2 separate regions of the Homo sapiens genome follow, and region 2 is linked to region 1. The links are chromatin loops, found by intact Hi-C in ENCODE. Cell type or tissue: heart left ventricle. All regions are shown on one strand. Each heading gives the region's core, and the rest is flanking DNA. Links, peaks and the distances in the headings are about the cores only. Region 1 overlaps CARMN (cardiac mesoderm enhancer-associated non-coding RNA). Region 2 holds the start of AFAP1L1 (actin filament associated protein 1 like 1).

Region 1 (5,371 bases), core at 200-5,199:
ACAGGGCTGGCCTGACCGTGGAGAAATCAGATTTGATCATGATAGCTTCCACTCCGTGACTGGTCACGATCTGCCAGGCGCTGTGCTAAACACTTTCATAGGCCTTGTCCCCCTCCATCCTGATAACACCCCAGTGAAGCAGGCCCTGCTCTTCACTCCACTCCACAAAGCCAAGGCTGAGAGAGGTTAACAGACTTACCTAAGGTCACACAGCTAAGAAGTCGTGAAGCTGGGATCGAATCAAGTCTGTGTTTATGGGTTTAACTATCATGTTGTGGCCCCAACCCCATTTGACCTAGCCTGGCTGGTGGGCCTTCTTGCAGTAGCTTCCCCTGGAGAAGAGGAAAAGCAAACCTTCATTGAGACCCAAGCGGTCTCTCCTGTGCTCTGTGACAATAATAAAGTTCCAGCCCTTGGCTCCTGTCCTGTTTCTTTCTGGGAATTTGGGGAAGGGGGGAGGTGGCGAAGGCAGGGAAAGAACCTGACAGGCCCAGCTGAACACCCCCAAGTGGCTCCACACAGCCACTTTGGGAGGCCACATAGATAGCAGTCAGGACCCACATCCTGGCAGTTGGAGGCCCCAGGAAGCAGCCATGTCTGGGGATGCTTCCCTGGTATGGAGGGTTAGGGGATGGAGAGTGTCCCTTGAAGCTCAGTGAGGGCTTCTTGGGGCACTTGGGATCTAGCCATGTGGCAACCCCTCTCTGTCAGTCACAATGGTGTGACTGACCAGGTCAAATAAGAAAGAGTGTGAAATGTGAAGCCAGTTCACATCTCACACAGGTGTTTGGATTCACAGTGGCCTCTGGACATTAGCCAGGCCCTGCAGTAACACTGGACATTAGCTGTGCCATAGGCAGCGTGGCCAGCACATGAGGACACTTTTCACATGGTTATCTGCCTTGGCGTGATCCTCCAAACTGCCATATTTTGAGGGGAAAAAAAAACACCACCTGAAAAACCACTGTGTTAGTCCGTTTTCACACTGCTATAAAGAATACCACCTGAGACTGGGTAATTTATAAAGAAAGGAAGTTTAATTGACTCACAGTTCTGCATGGCTGGGGAGGCCTCAGGAAACTTGCAGTCATGGCAGAAGAGGAAGGGAAAGCAAGGCACGTCTTACATGGCAGCAGCGGGGAGAGAGAGCGAGGAAGTGCCACACTTTAAAACCATCAGCTCTCATGAGAACTCACTCTCACCAGCTCTCACAAGAACAGCATGGAGGAAACTGCCCTCATGATCCAATCACCTCCCACCAGGCCCCTCCCTTGACACCTGGGGATTACAATTCAAGATGAGATGTGGGTGGGGACACAGAGCCAAACCATATCAACTGCCTCTCACCTGATGATCCTCAAATGCAAAGGGCGTCCCCGCATCTCTCTTGTGCATCCCAGGAGCTGAGAGGAGGCCTGGGTAGCAGCACTTCCCTACTGAGGGGCCTGAGATTCCACAAGGCCACAGGCCACCAAGGAGCCCAGGGAGGGAGTGCAGGGACAGACCGGGGCACTCCAGGCCCCATCCACTGGCCACTGCACCTCTTCCTTTTTCAGCTTTGAAACAGGACCCAACCAGACACTGGGGCTTTCTCAAAGCTCACAGTCCTTGTCCTTGCCATGGTTCCTTCCAGAACTCCCTTTCCACATGCTTGGGGAATGGATCACCAGGTCAGATGGGGCTTCTCGAATCCCACAGACAGGTGGCACGCTGTGGTTTGAGATTCCTGGGGGTATCGGGGTTGGAAGTGGGCAGGAATAATGGTAAATATCCAGGTAAAGGAGCAGCCTCTTTACTCACCCAGTGCCACTAAAGCACTTACGCATGCCTACCTGTGCTTGAGGCTGGAGAGACAGCTGTGAAAAAGACAGCCAGAGAACTCCTGCATTGGAGAAGAAACTCCATCATCGCATGTAAATATGAGATCCTGCACCCCACGTGCAGAAATGCAGGGTTGAGACCATTTCTGAGCACAGCTCTATAAGTAGCAACACTTTCAAACACATCCCTCAATGCCACCACATGGGCCTCCATTCTATAGAGAAGGAATGGGCACCCCATGTGACAAGTCCAGCGAAAAGTCCCCAGGACAGAGCCTAGGGCCCAGGCTCTTCCCAGATGGAGGAGCTGTACCTCCTTTTACTTACAGGGAGGGGTGGACCAGACCCTCCTGGAGTAGTGGGTGATGAGGCATGGCACTGGCAGGGGGAGAGGGTGCCCTCTTGTGGTCTTCCCTGAAAGGACACGTTTCCTTGCTTACAAAGACTTTCTATGATTAATGTTATCAGGGACTATTACCTAACACATTTCTGTAGGATTTTGCATTTCAGAATGAACTTTCAATTAATTTTTTTTGAGACAGGGTCTCACTCTGTCACCCAGGCTGGAGTGCAGTGACACAATCACGGCTCACTGCAGCCCCCACACCCTGGGCTTAAGTAATCCTTCCACTTCAGCCTCCCAAATAGCTAGGACTACAGGCACCACCACACCCAGCTAATTTTTTGAGTATTTTGTAGAGATGGGGTTTCACTATGTTGCCCAGGCTGGTCTCAAACTCCTGGGCAATCAAGCAATCCTCCCACCTCGACCTCCCAAAGTGCTGGGATTGCAGGTGTGAGCCACCAAACCCAAACCCAGCACAAAATGCACTTTCCATCCCATGACCTCATTTGATCCTTGCTATGAGAGGCATATTGTCATTATGCTTTTACAAGAGCCAGAGAGGTCAGACAATACTTGTTATTAAGATAATAATGGCCAGGTGCGGCGGCTCACACCTCTAATTCCAACACTTTGAGAGGCCGAGGCGGTGGATCACTTGAGCCCGGTATTTCGAGACCAGCTTGGGCAACACGGCAAAATCCTGTCTGTACAAAAAAATGCAAAAATTAGCAGAGTGTGGTGGTATGCACCTGTGGTCCCAGCTACTCTAGAGGCTGAGGCAGGAAGACTGCTTGAGCCTGGGAGATGGAGGCTGCAGTGAGCTGTGATCACACCACTGCACTCCAGCCTGGCCAACAGAATGAGACCCTGTCTCAAAAAATAATAATAATAATAACAAAAGTAACGATAATTTGTTGGGCCCTTAACTCTGTGCCCAGCTCTGTTAATTTATTTTACACATATTATCTCATTTGTGATATCAACCTATGAGGTGGCTATTCCGGTCCTTATAGAACAACAAACAACCTGTGAGGTATATATTCTGGTCCTTATAGATGGAGGACAAGTTCAAAGTGTTAGAAACATGCCCAGGGCCCCCTAACTGGTAAGTAGCTACATCAGGAAGCAAACCCAGGGTGCCACCTTCCATACCAGCTTGGTAAGAGCAGTGTTCAATCTGGTCCTCCAGCCTATGGGAGATCCCCCAGCTGCCTCTGGCCAGGAAGAAGGCCCTGGGAGATGTCACCCACCAGAATTGACTCAGGGTTCCCAACAAGGATCCCAAGATGCCATTGGCCTTGGAACCAGCAGCCCCTCTGGAGGCACCATCTTCCACCTCCTTCTGTGCCCTGAAGAAGTTGGCTCAGGAGAGAGACTTTTTTTCTGCTTCAGAAAGAAAGGTTCCCAAGGCTCCCTGAGAGCTGCCTCTCTGAGAAGGGGACAGCAGGAAGGGCACCCTGAAATGGCTGCAGGGTATGGCTCAATGGCCCACACAAAGGAGGTGAAATAGGATGCCGTGGTCCTGAATAACACATGCACACACAAAATGCTGCCCGCTATTTGAGAGCTATTTTAGAGAAAACCTAAGAACTCTTTCTTTAGTGTATGTCATGGTTTCCATAAAGTACTTGGCCTTCAGTATTCGTTTATGTATTTGACAAATGTTTATGGAAGGCTTGCTATGTTCCAGGCACCATTTCCAGCACCCAGGATGGAGGGGTGAACAAAACAGATTCCAGTTCAATTTACAGTCTAGAGTAGGGTACGGGGAACAGGAACAAACAAAGAGACAGATGTATTTATAGTATTAGGTAGAAGGAAAAATACATAAAACATCATCAAGACAATTTTATATTGGCATACATTCGGTGAAATGCAGGAATTCACACTTTGTAAACAGGGTGGTATGATAAGAAGAGCCAAAAACAAAGGAGCTATTTTAAATTGGGAGTTCAGGGAGGACTTCTCGGGGGAGATGAAATTTCAGTAGGAATTACAGGAAGACAGTGGGGACTGAAGGGTCTGGGGGGTCCAGGCAGGAGCAAGGATGGCACCAAGACCTGGCAGAAGGAGGGCGGGATTGGCCGGGTGCAGTGGCTCACACCTGTAATTCCAGCACTTTGGGAGGCTAAGGCAAGCAGATCACCTGAGGTCAGGAGTGCGAGACCAGCCTGGCCAACATGGTGAAACCCCATCTCTACTAAAAATACAAAAATTAGCAGGGTGTGGTGGCGGGAGCCTGTAATCCCAGCTACTTGGGAGGCTGAGGCAGGAGAATTGCTTGAACCCGGGAGGCAGAGGTTGCAGTGAGCCGAGATTACGCCACTGCACTCCAGCCTGGGTAACAGAGTGAGACTCCATCTCAAAAAAAAAAAGAAGAAGAAGAAAAAGAGTGGGATCTTCATGCAGGAGGACAGTGGGGCTGGAGCCTAGAGGACAAGAGGAGACCATGGGATGGGGTCAGAGGGGCACAGAGGCCAGGTTGGGTGGAGCCGCGTAGCCCACTTGAGGAGTTTGGATCTCATCTAAGTGCGTGACTGACAGCGTCAGATACACATTTTAAAAGATCACTCCTGGCCAGGCACGGTGGCTCACACCCGTAATCCCAACACTTTGGGAGGCTGAGGCAGGTGGATCACTTGATATCAGGAGTTTAAGACCAACATGGCAAAACCCCGTCTCTACTAAAAATACAAAAATTAGCCAGGCAGGGTGGCACATGCCTGTAATCTCAGCTACTCGGGAGGTTGCAGTGAGCCAAGATTGTTCCACTGCACTCCAGCCTGGGCAACAGAACAAGACTCTGTCTCAAAAAAAAAAAAAAAAGTAAAATTAAAAGATCACTCCTAAACGGGGCAGGGAGGGAAAGCAAATGTATTCCTCTTGTATACTTTTTTATATCTATATAAAGAAACCCAGGAAAAATACAAAAGGACCTAATAAAAGTGTTTACCTATGAAAGCAAACTTCTCAATACCCACTCTTGCATCATTTTGACATCTTAACCATATGTAGATATCATCTGTATTCCTGTCTTGTGGCTGCCATAACAAACTGTCACAAACTGGGTGGCTTCAGACAATAGCGATTTATTCTCTCACATTTCCAGAGGCCAGAAGTTCAAATCCGGGCGTGGGCAGGGCCACATTTCCTCCCAAGGCTGTGGGGAGCTTCTCTTCCCTGTCTCTTCCATCTTCTGGGGCGC
Region 2 (5,371 bases), core at 241-5,240, 170 kb before region 1:
CAATTGGAATTCATTACCAACACTTTTAAATCAAAAGAGATTTCTCACTGAAATCTAGATTTCTGGGTTCTGCTGAAAAAGCTGAAGATTGGCCACTCCATTTCCAAGCTGACTGGTGACTGGCCCCTCAGACGGAGCAAGAGGGCTCCGCTTTGCTGTGGCCCCTCCACTTGCATGGCCTGCTTCCTGCACACCCTTCCCTGCCCGGCCCTGTAGGTGCTTCAGGGCACGAGCCTCGCTTCAGGAGCCTAAGATCTCGCTTAAGGAGAAGAATCCAAAGGGATGGAGTAAGCTTCATGCAGCATTTCAGCATAAAACAAAAGCTCCTTTTCCTTCAGACACAACCACTGGGCTTGGTTTTAACAACTGTGGAAGCTGAGCCCTGTTGCCTCCATGCAAGTAGGAGCCCCGTGCCCTGGAGCAGAAACCTGAAGGCGCATGGGAAGAAGGAGTTTTCATCCATCCATGAAACTCTTTCTCTTTCTCCCAGAAACAGCCACTGAGATCTCTATCTGCTTTCCGGGGCCCAGGGTGGGCCAGCAGACGTGTGTCATTTCCCTGGATAGGGGCTATAATGGCAACATTGTGCTAAGTGGAACAAGAGAGGTTTTCATTGCAGCCAGCATCAGGCAGACACCCGATCAGAGGGCTCTGGGGATCACCCCACACAAAGGAGCATGGGAGAGGGGCCCTGAGCCAAGGAGAAGCCACACATCCACAGCAGCACACAGGGGCTGGGCAGCACAGCAGCATGTCTCCAGAAGGCCTGGTCACAAGTTCATTTCCCCCTGCAAATAAATAAGCAAATACGACAATCCCAGAGGACAAATGGGACCCCCAGGACACATGCATTAATAGAAGCCAAAACTGGCAGGCCTTACACACCCTTGAGTATGTTTTCACTGACTCATTCCACAAATACTATTACCATTTACTAGGTGTTTGGGCACTGTGCTAGATTCTAAGGATCTAGCAATGAGTAAGACAGCGCCCGCTCTCACAGCATTTGCAGTCTGGTGGGGGACAGGGAAGCATAGGTAAAGAAGCACATAAGAAATTATGTACTATTGACCCAGTGGAAGAACTGAGATTCACACGGCAATGAAGTTGACTTAGGAACCCAGATCTGAGCACCCATCTGTTGTTTTTCTTACTCTTCCTGAAGTCTCCTGAGATCACTGCAGGCTCAGTGAAGAAGGCACCCCAAACACCATAATAAGAAATCTGGACTCTCCGCTGAGGGCCCGGGGAGCCATCACATATTTTTAAGGGGGTAGTTGCACGGTCTGATTGGGATCATGGAATGGTCGCTCTGTTGGCCATGGTGGAAACAGTCCCTAGAGGTAAGGTGACAGGTTAGGAGGCTAGAGTATATTTCTCTCCCTGGAACAAATAGTCCTGAGCCTCCAAATTTTTCTTTCCCAGGGTTTCCCAGTTCCACCTGATAAGCGAAGAATGAGACTAGGGAGTATCATTTGTTTTCACAAGACAGGGAGCAGGAGGGAGTTGAAAGCTTTCTTCCTGGTATTGTTCACTAAGGCTAAATTTGATACCTTCTTACAGAGCTGGAGCTCCCCACATAGCATTCTTTAGACAAAATCCAGGCAAACCTGGAAAACTTGGAAGTCAGCAAAGTAGGTAGTGAAAAGGAAGATATGAGGCAGATTCTAAAAATCCTTGCCAGAGAGTTGCACTCAAAATGAAATGGAAAGGGGAAGAGAAAAGCAGGTATCACAACCTTCATTCCTATCCTTGCCCTGATGCTTATCCCCCAATAACCCACGATCCAGCCAACCTGAACTGCTTCACAGACACGTCCTGCTGCCTTTGAGCTCAATGTCTTTGCTCTCACTGCTCTTTGCCCATAATGTTATCTCCTCATTACACATTCTCAGTTGCCTGCCTTCCAAATATCTGTCATCCATTACAGCCTCCATGATTAGTAAAAAAGTCTTACTTTGTCTGATGGACTCCAAGACCACTTTATTTCTCCTCTGGTACTTTTCATACAATAATTTATATTATATTATTTTATACATGTCTGTCTCCTCTACTAGATTGTAGATTCCCTGAGGGTGAGAATCATTCCTACTTAGCATTTCTTCTCTCAATAGAAACTTGCACAGAGTGCAATCAATATTGCCTAAGCGAATTTATGGGCAGTGTGGATTGTTAGTTTTTATGAGGAATATAGAACTCACTAAAGGAAACATACAGAAAAAAAAAAAAGTTATTCCTTGTCCAAACCCGCAAATAACTTTTTCATCCATCTCAGTTACTCTGACAGCAACCAAGCTGTAGACAACTAGTCAACATTGCCACCTAGTGGACATTATGGGTAATTATTTAAACCAGAACCCCTATACCTTGCCAGCAACAATTTTTTGTTGATTCTCAGAACTGTGCACAGACTGTGTTCTCCCATTTCTATATCCTTCCCAGACCACAGCTCAGTTAATTCCACTCCATAAATTATTCCATTTTCCTTAGCCTTTTTTACTTTTTCGTTCCAATTCTCTGAATATATCTCCAAAGTCCTTGAAAGTTTCTGAAAGTTCTCTAAACATCTCTACAGGCTCATGCCTGTCATCCTAGCACTTTGGGAGGCCGAGGCCGGAGGAGCATTTGATCTCAGAAGTTCGAGACCAGCTTGGGCAACATAGTGAAACCTTGTCTCTATCTTAAATATTTTTTTAAACATTATAAAAATAAAAATATTTACAAAAGCCTCCGTCTGTTTTTGCAATAGTAACATTTCATACTGTTTTTCTAAATTATTTCAAATGAAATATTATGTTTTTAGAAGAATTAGTGAGCTAGCCTGAGAACTTAAAATACAATTTATGGGAGGCCGGGCGCGGTGGCTCACGCCTGTAATCCCAGCACTTTGGGAGGCTGAGGCGGGTGGATCACGAGGTCAGGAGATCGAGGCCATCCTGGCCAACATGGTAAAACCCCGTCTCTACTAAAATACAAAAAATAATAATAATAATAATTAAAAAATAAAATAAAATACAATTTATGGCCTTGTTTCCAAGTGTTCAGAGTTCAAACAATAAACTTTTAAAACTTAATCCACTGGTAAATTGTTGGTTGGCTGCTTTAGAATTGAAACTGACCTTTTCAAATTGGAAAAGGGGACAGCAACAAAAAGGAACTCAGAAAATAATAATGGCTCATATTTTATAGCTGTTTGTGGTTTATAAAGTGGGTTTGTATTATTTCATTTGCCCTACCAACAGTCCTGTGAGGACTTACAGTATGAGGCTTCCCATAGCACAGATGAGCAAGAAAACCTCATTGACGAAAAGTTATTATACTATGTAGTATTTAGATTGGAGCAAAAGTAATAGCGTTTTTTGCCATTACTTTCAGTGGCAAAAACCACTATTACTTTTGCACCAAACTAACAGAACAAGAGCCATGCACAAGTTTTCATACACTGTTCACAACATCACATTTGGTCTGAGTGCTCACACACACACACACTAAATTACTGATGCAATATTTTAAGAAAATGTTAATTTTAATTTGCCCATAAAAGCAATAGAGAAAATATTCCCGGCCAGGCTAGGTGGCTGGCGCCTGTAATCCCAGCACTTTGGGAGGCCGAGGCAGGTGGATCACCTGAGGTCAGGAGTTCGAGACCAGCCTGGCCAACATGGCGAAACGTCGTCTCTACTAAAAATACAAAAATTTGCCCGGAGTGATGGTGGGCGCCTGTAATTCCAGCTACTCAGGAGGCTGAGGCAGGAGAATTGCTTGAACCCGGGAGGCAGAGGTTGCAGTGAGCCGAGATCGCGCCACTGCACTCCAGCCTCGGCGACAAAGGGAGACTTTTCAAGAAAAAAAAAAAAGAAGAAAAGAAAATATTCCCAGTCCAGGAAAGTACAGGAGGGTCTTTCCCAGGCCTTTTGTTGCCTCCATACCTCTGTGGTAGCTGTTCCCTGTTCCAGAATGTTCTAAGTAGGGAACAGTGGTCAGCTCAAAGCTGAAAACCATGGCCTGGCCCATGGTGGGAGGAGCAGTGTCTAGGAGAACAATTGGTCCTGGACTTTATGAAGGGTCTTAAAGTCAGACATTTGATATTGTGTATAAATGAGTGAGACCTATTTTCACAGGGATATACTAATAAGGTGAAGAAGTTGACATTCTTCATACAGCTTTAAACTTAGATCCCATTACTGTTCCACACTGGTCATAGCAATATTTTCTACAATCTTGCGAAAAGTACACTTATATTGCACTGTATTTTGTATGCTAAAAGTATTCATTTCCACATTTTTTATCACCCTGTTCTGCATGTTTTCACGTGTTACTCATTTTTCTATTCTTTTTCTGAATTCTCCCAGATCCTCGTTATGTTTTCACGTTTTAGTACACAAGGAACCTCAAAAGTTGAAAGTGTCCCAAGCCCTTGCCCACCTTTCAGCAAGCCTCTCTTTCTCCCTTTCCCAGGTGCTTTTCTTTCTGAAGATCTTTGTTATTATTTAACTCCTCTTTCGCAACACCACTGACATTGCACCGGCATCGCCGCGGGCCCACTGTCTGGCTTAGAAGGTGCTCAAGAAAGACCCGCGGCGAATGGAGAAGACAAGCCCAAAGCCAGGAAATGGGTGGCGGCTGCAGGGAAGGGGGTTTTGATTCCCTAGGATAAAAACGCGCTCCAACAGTCTCCGCATTCCGGCATGGAGCCGGCTGAGGGGTGCGGTGGTAAGACCCCATCGCTAGCGGAGTGCAAGCAAAGCCGCACACCTCCTGGGTCCGGGCTGGGGCAGGCCGCGCGGGCGCGGGAACGAACGCGTGCGGACGGGGAAAAGGGTCCTCCAAGCCCAAGTGGGAGCGCCGCGGAGGGCGAGCGAGCGGCAGGGCGCGGCGGGGCGTGTGCGGCACCACGGGACAGCGGGCTGCGGCCCAGGGGGCGAGGCGTGCTCGGGTCTATTCCGGGAGCGGCTCTGAGGGGCGGGCGCGGGCGCGGGCGGGGCGGGGGCTGCCGGCGAGCATCCTGTCTGGGGGAGGGGACCGCAGAGAGCGCCGGCCGCTGGGCTGGCCTGAGAGCGCAGCGCGCCGGCCGCTACCAGCCGCGCCGGAGCCCCTGCGCCCTGCGGCCCGCTCCCCGGGGACCGGGCCGGCGCCATGGACCGAGGCCAGGGTAAGAGGGGCCGCGACGCCCGCACTTGTTGCGGCGCCGGGCGGGAAAGGGAGACTGGACGATCTGAAGCCGGAGAGGAGGAGGGAGAGAGGCGGGCGGTGGGGCGGGGGCTGAGGAACGCTCGGAGGGGACTGGGAGACGCGGCGCTTATGCAAAGGTGCCTTCGGCTGCCGGGACAACCCGGTGCGTGTCAACGCCCGTGTCCTGGGGCCAACTCGC

What was found. Peaks named below come from ENCODE experiments on the same cell type or tissue, not always from the same donor. Only the 100,000 strongest peaks of a DNase experiment are listed, where the experiment ranks them.
Region 2: it touches region 1 in a loop (3-fold over the local background); 14 of 110 quality-filtered maps call a loop at or near these places.

The regions. Positions count from the first base shown.
Region 1 is chr5:149,432,419-149,437,789 of GRCh38, forward strand. CARMN (cardiac mesoderm enhancer-associated non-coding RNA) reads left to right here. Exons shown (of 5, transcript NR_105060.1): 5 at 300-418. Among named protein-coding and RNA genes, the nearest start is that of MIR145, 4.5 kb to the left of the region's middle. RefSeq lists an enhancer at 879-1,379. In heart left ventricle, for the core only: a CTCF peak has its summit at 2,222 (motif pointing left); no DNase peak of the experiment used is centred there; H3K27ac peaks cover 1,508 bases.
Region 2 is chr5:149,266,833-149,272,203 of GRCh38, forward strand. It overlaps AFAP1L1 (actin filament associated protein 1 like 1), which reads left to right and starts at 5,027. Exons shown (of 19, transcript NM_152406.4): 1 at 5,027-5,152. The coding sequence starts at 5,137. RefSeq lists an enhancer at 5,006-5,371. In heart left ventricle, for the core only: a CTCF peak has its summit at 2,329 (motif pointing left); a DNase peak (open chromatin) is centred at 4,919; H3K4me3 peaks cover 1,128 bases; H3K27ac peaks cover 2,559 bases.